3 separate regions of the Homo sapiens genome follow, and regions 2 and 3 are each linked to region 1. A link is a contact called in ENCODE Hi-C or POLR2A ChIA-PET data. All regions are on one chromosome and are shown on one strand. The core of a region is the stretch at or near the end of the contact, and the rest is flanking DNA. Distances in the headings are between cores, read along the strand shown.

Region 1 (2,700 bases), core at 178-2,677:
GATCACGAGGTCAGGAGATCGAGACCATCCTGGCCAACATGGTGAAACCCGGTGTCTACCAAAAATATAAAAATTAGCTGGGCGTGGTGGCGCGCGCCTGTAATCCCATCTACTTGGGAGGCTGAGGCAGGAGAATAGCTTGAACCAGGGAGTCAGAGGTTGCAGTGAGCCGAGATGGCGCCACTGCACTCAAGCCTGGCGACAAAGACTGCCTCAAAAAAAAAAACAAAAACCTAAAAACTGGTCACAGGGTAGTGAAGTAGTTGACATCCTGCCACCAGCACAAGGTTTAAAAAGGGCCAGAGGAGTCTCAAGTCAGGCCCAGCACAGTGGGGAGAGGAAGAGCCTGAAGCTCAGCTATTTTTCTTTTTTTTCTTGAGACGGAGTCTCGCTCTGTCGCCCAGGCTGGAGTGCAGTGGCGCGATCTCGGCCCACTGCAAGCTCCGCCTCCCGGGTTCACGCCGTTCTCCTGCCTCAGCCTCCCGAGTAGCTGGGACTACAAGCGCCTGCCACCACGCCCGGCTACTTTTTCGTATTTTCAGTAGAGACGGGGTTTCACCGTGTTAGCCAGGATGGTCTCGATCTCCTAACCTCGCGATCCGCTCGCTTCGGCCTCCCAAAAGTGCTGGGATTACAGGCGTGAGCGCCCGGCCAAGCTCAGCTATTTTTTTTTCCCTTTGTGCAGGCTAATTGGCCTAATGTTCTGTGTGAATCAAACGCTTCGTAGTTGGAAACCCAAGACCCCTGTGATAAAACGCAACACGAAATTGTTTAACGTCTGTCTGCATATCCAAGTGTCTTTCAAGTTGTGAACAACGGGCGGGACCAAACAACAAAAGTACTGACGTCCTCACTTCACAAAGCCACAAGACAAGATGGCGCCGTCCTCCAGGAGCGGGAGCTGGGAACACGTCCACGCCCGGGGGGTGTGCACGCGCCCGGGCTCGCCCCAGGGAACGCTGGCGTGCACTCGGGCACCCAGTGAGCGCCGCAGTTAGTCTCCACCCATGTTTTCCGCCACTCCTTGCGCACATGCGCTCTAGGTTCTTAGCTGGATGTCTGTTGCGCCAACAGGCTCCTCCTCCCGCGCAACTGACGCAAGAAGACTGTAATCGGTTCGCAATTTATCCCGTGTGACCTTGAGTCTTTCCTGTCGCCGAGGACCGGGGCTGTCCGAGATACGGCCTTCATATCCCTCTTCCTCCCCTGGACTCTTTCTGAGCTCAGAGCCGCCGCAGCCGGGACAGGAGGGCAGGCTTTCTCCAACCATCATGCTGCGGAGCATATTACCTGTACGCCCTGGCTCCGGGAGCGGCAGTCGAGTATCCTCTGGTCAGGCGGCGCGGGCGGCGCCTCAGCGGAAGAGCGGGCCTCTGGGCCGCAGTGACCAACCCCCGCCCCTCACCCCACGTGGTTGGAGGTTTCCAGAAGCGCTGCCGCCACCGCATCGCGCAGCTCTTTGCCGTCGGAGCGCTTGTTTGCTGCCTCGTACTCCTCCATTTATCCGCCATGATAAGTGCCAGCCGAGCTGCAGCAGCCCGTCTCGTGGGCGCCGCAGCCTCCCGGGGCCCTACGGCCGCCCGCCACCAGGTGAGGAACTGGGACCTTCCCGAATGGGGTCACGGCCTCGGGCCTTGGGCCTCGGGCTTCGCTGCGGCAGGCCGCGCGCCCTTTAGGGTTTGAATTCTCCAGTATAGGTCAGGCGGGAAGGAAGGTAACGGGCCTTCCATAGTTAGCGCTGCCGGGTCAAGATTTTGCCCAAGGTTTTGCCTCCGGCTTGGGCCCTGCTGAGTCACACCCCTCGCGATCTAGAGTGTCATTTCAAAATTACCAGGTAGTGGTCCTCATGGCCTGTTCTGTGGCTGAATGGAAAGGTTTGGCCTTGGGGGTGAGGGATGCAGTCTATTGGGAAAGCCACTATTTTCAGTTTTATTTTTGGCTCCTCTACAGAATACAGAGTGTGTAAGGATCCCGTTGATACGGTGAAATAAAATAAGAAAGCTCTGAGTCGGAACTCCAGTTTTCGTGCTTAGCAACATTTTCTCAAAATCTGTGGTGTAAGATTGTACTCGTTTGTTACTTCAGAAAAAAAAGCAGATCGTGGGGCGGAGAAAAGGCTATGGAGTGGTTACTTGTTTTCTAAAATAAAAGACAAATGCTTTAGAGAACAGGAATTGTATGTGGGCATTAAGGAAGGCTTGGAAGGAGCCTGAGGTTAAGTTGTAATAAAGGTCTTTTATCCTAGTGAAACGCCACTACTTTTCTTTTTTCTTTCAAAGACCCTTAGTAACTCTAGTTCTTTTAAACTAATTGCACGGCAAGGTAAGGGGAAGTGTTTTCCCCCAGGGGACATCTGGCAATGTCTGTGGATATTTTAGGTTGTCACTTACTTACTGGGGTGCTTATTGGTTTCTAGGGTGTCGAGGCCAGGGATGCTGCTGTATATCCTACAATGCACAGAACAGCCCCCACCACAAAAATTTCGCCCAAAATTAATAGCGCCACGGTTGAGAAATCCTACTGTAATGTGATTCTAAGGCCATCTTTTATTTACCTTTTTTCGTCTTACTTATTTGGGAAACTTTAATATTTACTGTTTTAGTAGCTTAATGTATTTTATATACTAAGTGAGCCCAAGTTTTCTCTTTTTCCTCCCAGGATACACACTGGTTGGTGACTGAGTCAGTTTTTTCTTTTTTA
Region 2 (2,700 bases), core at 164-2,663, 540 kb after region 1:
CCTGGGAGCCTCATAGAACATTCTTATTCAGATTCTTCTGGTTTTAGACTCTTTGTGGACCCCACCCTTCGGTTATGACAGCATTAACTGGGTATGTGACACTTAGGTTACACATGGTTTACTCTCTCTGATGAAATGTGGGAGACACTGTGGCCTCTGTAGCCCATTTACAGATCATTTCATAGGGTAACTTTATTTTTTTCAAATCTTGTCCCAAGTTCTATGAGGGTTCTTGTTTTACATTTTCCAAGTTACTAACTTCCAGCTCAGGTAGGTAAGGGACAACTGAATTGTGGTGGCTGCTATTTTTTGTGCAGGTGTTGATCTACCGGCTGTCAAGGAGTCCAAATGGAAGATCTCAAAGCCCTTAACAGACTATAACAAAGAAGAGATTGGCTGAATATTCATACCCTTGTGAGTTCAAGGGAGTTGTAGGGATGGTCTGGGTAGCCATGCAAGTTCAGAGAGCTCATTCTTTCTGCCTCCTTTCAGCTCTGCCTCCGCAGCTGGCTGATTTTAGTATACGAAGCTCCCTGTAAGCCCGCAGCCTATCGACTTCCACAGTCCCAGACTAAGGCACCGAAGCCTTACTGTTCTCTCTGGAGTCTAGGTCAGGTCCTGAGGTGAAGGGGTAGGGTGGGGGCGGGCAGGACGCAGGTGCAGCCCCGTGGTCCCGGATCTAACTCACATCTCTGGGAATGGGAACCGAAGTCACCGCTTAGGTCTCCCCCAGCGGTTTTCGGTTCAGGTCTCTGTGCTCCTCACCTGGATATGGGCGCCCTGGGGGCCTGGCTTCCTCCGCAGAGACCAGAAGCGATCTCTGTGTTCCGGATTTTCCCTTTATCTTTCCTCTCCCCAGTGTCCTCTCTGTTTCCCAACCTCCCCATACCGAGGACCCCACAACCCGCCCCGGGATGGCGCCTGGCTGCTCGCACCCTAATTCAGGACCCCAATTGGTGGGAGAGGAACCGCGGTCCTCAAGCTTGCAGGACACAGGGCCGCTGCCCGGAATGCTGTGGGGGTGGGGACCCTCGCCGCCCCGCCCCCACCAGCGGCCTGCCCCGCCCCCTCCCACGCACGTCACGTCCGGCCCGGCCTCCGCCCGCCAGCCGCTCTCCTCCCGCTCGCCGTTAGGGAGGCTCTGCACCTCAGCCGCCGCCTCTGTCGCCACTCTCTCCCCCTGTTCCGCGTCTGCGTCGCCACCACCGCCGGGGGTATCCGGGGGGTCGCTTACCGGGCTGGCCCCGCGCCACAGCCGTAGCTTTAACCTCCCGTCAGCGGCCGCCCCAGGAAGAGGCTTCTCGGCCGCGGAGCCACTTGGGGCCTCAGTTCTCGCCCTCTTGCCGTCGCCGCGGGTCCTGGAGAAGCGGCCGCGGCCAGGGAACGGGGCATCGCGGTTCCAACGGTAGGTAAACGGGCGGGTACCCGGATCTGCGCATGCGCGGGTTGCAGGTCGCCGCGGCCCTTCCCCTCCTGTTGCCCCCCAGCGCCGCCTGCCACCCGCGCCTGCTCTCGGGCGTTGCGTTTCGGGATGTGGAGGACTCTAGCAGGTGGGGCGTTCCGTGGAGAGGGCCCCCTTTCCGCTGGAGAAAGAGGAAGATGAAGCCGTGTCCCTGGCTGCCGGGGGGTGTGGCAGCCTTGGATTTGCAGCGGCTGCAGTGCAGTTGAGCGGGCGTGCCCCTCACCTCCAGCCCCTCCAGAGTAGATGGCGCGACACCCCACGTTTCTTTGCTGACCTCTCCTGCCCGCTGGCGCTGCGCCTCTTCCCCGCCCACTTCCTTCATGCTGGGCAGTGAAGTTGATGTAGAAGAAAAAGGAGTGTGTTTTATTCTGGGCTCAACTGCGCCCCTTTTTAAGGTCACGTGAGATGAGTGGTTGCGGACTTCCTTAAATCGCTCAGAGAATATAGCCAAAATTGGGCTGTTGGTGCACTGGGGCCTTGTCTAGAATGCGCTCTGCATAGGCCAGGCTGGAGGGGGACACTTTGTATAGCATTAGGGTTCGCGTGGCACGCCTGGTTTCCTAGATGAGGTTGTAGGAATCGGTTGGCACATTTGCGCAGTGGGAAACTGTTAAGCCCTTTTTGTTTGTAATCAGTTAAAATCAAACTGACTTTTAGAAAGACGGTGGATTATTTCATTTGGTTCCCCGTTTCGCCTTCTAATCAGTGAAAAAAGTTGGGCATTTACTTTGAAGGATCTGATAATCTAAAATGGTAGCCAGAATCATTACCAGTAGTAATGCAGACTATTAACATTAACTGGGGTGCACCTGTTTAGAGAGACAGACATTAAAGGGTGGTTTTGAATTATTTGTCTTTTTAGAGCTGGGTTAGTGTGAGGCTATTTTCAACCTTCCTTTTTTGGTAACCTTGAAATGCTTGTTGGCCTGGTTTTCTCACAGGTACTGTGCATTTACTAAGTGCTTGTTGATGGAATTGAATGGACTGATAATTATTTGTATATCCATTGGGAGCGCCTTCTTACTTTTTTTTTTTTTTCCTTGAGACAGTTTCGCTCTGTCGTACAGGCTGGAGTGCAGTGGAGCGATCTCGGTTCACTGCAACCTCCTCCTCCCGGATTCAAGCGATTCTCCTGCCTCAGCCTCCTGAGTAGCTGGGACTACAGGCGCCCGCCACCACGCCTGACTAATTTTTGTATTTTTGGTAGAGATCAGATTTCACTAAGTTGGCCAGGCTGG
Region 3 (2,700 bases), core at 33-2,532, 860 kb before region 1:
GGCTCACTACAACCTCCGCCCCCTGGGTTCAAGCGATTCTCCTGCCTCAGCCTCCCTCCCGAGCAGCTGGGACTACAGGCACACGCCACCATGCCCAGCTAATTTTTGTATTTTTGGTAGAGACGGGGTTTCACCATGTTGGTCAGAATGGTCTCGATCTCCTGACCTCGCGATCCGCCTGCCGCGGCCTCCCAAAGTGTTGGGATTACAGGCATAAGCCACCGCGCCCGGCCGTTCTCTGAGTTCTTAAGTGGGCATAATGTCAGTGATGCCAGGGCCATGACTGTAGGCAAGGGCTGGAACTGCATGCCCTTTGGTGCTTTTACCCTTCCAAGTTTATGTCCAGGAATATACATCTCTCCCCAACTGCCTAAGTAGGTGCTAGTTGATATCATGATTGATTTGGTCTTCTTGGGTAAGACCTCAGTTAATTCTGGGTAATTTTTTGTTTGGGGATGAACTGTAGCCATCCACCTATGAAGAAAGTGTTGCTTTTATTCTTTGCTAGGTTCCATCCATACCTGGATGAGGAACAGCAAGAATATTTATTTCCTCATTTCCTTTTTACTAATCTCAATGTCTGGTCCTTCAGAAAAGAAACGAATGGGCTAAAGAGATAACTAGACTGGAAGAGAGGAGAAAAGTGTCAGAGGGGTGTTGGAGTAGGATGGGTTGGAGGAAGGACAGGAACAGCAAAGATGGAGGCTCTTCATGCCGGCCCCAATACCTTTCCATGTCTTCTTTCTCCACCCCGATACCCTCTGATGTCCAGTGCCTGAGGAGCTGGGGCAGTAGGGACATACTGAGATTGCCCTCCAACCCCATAAATCTACATCACTTTTCTATTTTCCTGACTCAAGCTTCCAAAGGCTGGGTTCCGCATCCCCAAAACCCATCTCTGAATCTCCAGGGCCTACCACTGACTGCACAGAACAGGCATTAGCGTATGCTTCAAAAAGACATCCCTGAGGAGCATAATAGTCATACTGTCACCCTCTAGCCTATAGTTTGCGAAGCCCTTTCCAGGCAGGACTTCAGTCGCCCCTCCTTGGATGTCCCTAGGGTTAGGCAGGGCCGAAGCCACTATCCCAACTCTACAAATGAGGAAAAGCCAAGAGCCGTGCTGCAGGCAGCTGGCAGCTGGCAGCAGCACTCTTCCACAGATCTCCTGACGAAGGTCGAGCACTTCTCTGCGTCTCCCACGGCCTCTGGCGCAGAGCCTGCCGGGAGTTGTAGTCCAGTGCCCCGGGAGCTCATATGGACTGGACTACAATGACCAGCGTGCCCCGCGCTCCGCGCCCCCTTCTCTTTCAGCCTCGGGCACGGGGGAGGCTCGGCGGACCTGCTGATTGGGAACCGATATGGCGGCGACTCTGGGCAGCGGGGAGCGCTGGACGGAAGGTACTAGGTCCCCGCCTGAAGGAGGGATAGGGCGGCCTTCGGGAGAGATCAGGGATGAGGATCCTGAAGACGCACAAGGGCTGAGATCCTGGGTCTGAGGTGATGGATAGAGGCCTGTGAAAAGATGCTGAGCCTGAGTAGGGTTGCGGATGGGGTAGGGAAGCTGGGGACCGACCGCGAGCCCAGAGTCACCGGTGACGACTTGTTGCCTCCGGCCCCCAGCCCCGCCCCCGCCCGTGCCCCGCCCAGGGCCCGCAGCTGTCAGGCCCCGCCCATGCCAAGGTGACTGGAGGGCCCGTGGGGTGCTGCGGTCTCTCCGCAGCTTGCTAACCTGGCCCTTATCTTTCGCCTAACTGGGCCACCTGACCTTCAGTCCCTGTTTGATCATGTCGCTCCAGCCGGCATCAGGACCAGCCTTTTCCACCCTACAGTCAGGCAAAAAATATTGATCCAATACCTATTGTGTGCCCCGCCTAATGCTGATTCTGCAGTGGGGATTTGACTGACATGGGTCCCTTAGCTCACAAAACTCGCAGCCCACTGAGAGAGTTTGACGACTGAACAGCCAATTACAAAACGGGCGAATAATACAAAACGCCTGGGCTACACAGCAAGGTCAGGGATTTGGAGAGCACACTTACAAGGTACCTAACGCAGACTGGCTGTCAAGGGAGGTTTCTTGCAGAAAGTGTTACAAATGGTGACAAGAAGGATGCGTCGGAGTTAGCCAGGCCGACTTAGAGGAAGACTGTCCAGGAGCAGTGGGTGGAGGTAGCTGAGGGATGTTAAGCGGAAGAAAGATGTTGTTAAAGCCTTTCTCAGGTCCTCCAGAGAAGACATGAGTGCTCTGCCCCTTTTGACTGTATTGCTTATGACCCTCTTTACATTCTGCAGGTGTTGTTATTGAATCTTCTCCCTTTAAACCAGGGGTATCCAATCTTTTGGCTTCCCTGGACCACATTGGAAGAAGAATTGTCTTGGGCCACACATAAAATACACTAACTGACGACTAAATAACTAACTGATGACAGCTAATGAACTTTAAAAAAATTGCAAAAAAAAATCTCATAATGTTCTTTTTTTTTTTTTTGAGACGGAGTCTCGCTCTATCACCCAGGCTGGAGTGCAGTAGCGCGATCTCGGCTCACTGCAACCTCCGCCTCCCGGGTTCACGCCATTCTCCTGCCTCAGCCTCCCGAGTAGCTGGGACTACAGGCGCCTGCCACCACGCCCGGCTAATTTGTTGTATTTTTAGTAGAGACGGAGTTTCACGGTGTTAGCCAGGATGGTCTCGATCTC

Evidence for each region. Hi-C counts contacts between places; a loop is a spot of excess contacts on that map. ChIA-PET counts read pairs that join two places held with the same protein, here RNA polymerase II (POLR2A). Pooled maps may share reads with other maps.
Region 2: a map of B cell shows a loop between it and region 1 (5-fold over the local background). The contact joins the promoter of FAM13B-AS1 here to the promoter of HSPA9 in region 1. A Hi-C loop is called at or near these places in 5 of 168 maps with a recorded cell type or tissue (B cell, CD4-positive, alpha-beta T cell, CD4-positive, alpha-beta memory T cell and 2 more), 1 of 37 single-sample maps with no recorded cell type and 10 of 50 pooled maps.
Region 3: a loop to region 1 is called in a pooled map, with 12 times the contacts of the local background. The contact joins the promoter of DNAJC18 here to the promoter of HSPA9 in region 1. A Hi-C loop is called at or near these places in 7 of 50 pooled maps. POLR2A ChIA-PET finds 5 or more read pairs at or near these places in 3 of 52 experiments (Panc1, activated CD4-positive, alpha-beta T cell and activated T-cell).

What each region holds. Positions count from the first base shown.
Region 1 is chr5:138,574,128-138,576,827 of GRCh38, reverse strand. HSPA9 (heat shock protein family A (Hsp70) member 9) reads left to right here and starts at 1,427. Exons shown (of 17, transcript NM_004134.7): 1 at 1,427-1,590. The coding sequence starts at 1,510. All of the region lies in intron 1 of LOC105379193 (a long non-coding RNA gene), which reads right to left. RefSeq lists enhancers at 833-972, 550-1,198, 1,113-1,392, 1,633-1,682, 1,199-1,846.
Region 2 is chr5:138,031,487-138,034,186 of GRCh38, reverse strand. FAM13B-AS1 (FAM13B antisense RNA 1) reads right to left here and starts at 1,413. Exons shown (of 2, transcript NR_037900.2): 1 at 1,235-1,413. FAM13B (family with sequence similarity 13 member B) reads left to right here and starts at 1,108. Exons shown (of 24, transcript NM_001385994.1): 1 at 1,108-1,405. LOC124901077 (a long non-coding RNA gene) reads right to left here and starts at 1,048. Exons shown (of 2, transcript XR_007058952.1): 1 at 936-1,048; 2 at 1-692. RefSeq lists silencers at 1,400-1,449, 1,460-1,529 and enhancers at 1,036-1,919, 2,020-2,079.
Region 3 is chr5:139,438,107-139,440,806 of GRCh38, reverse strand. DNAJC18 (DnaJ heat shock protein family (Hsp40) member C18) reads left to right here and starts at 1,282. Exons shown (of 8, transcript NM_152686.4): 1 at 1,282-1,401. The coding sequence starts at 1,362. RefSeq lists an enhancer at 912-1,411 and a silencer at 1,615-1,724.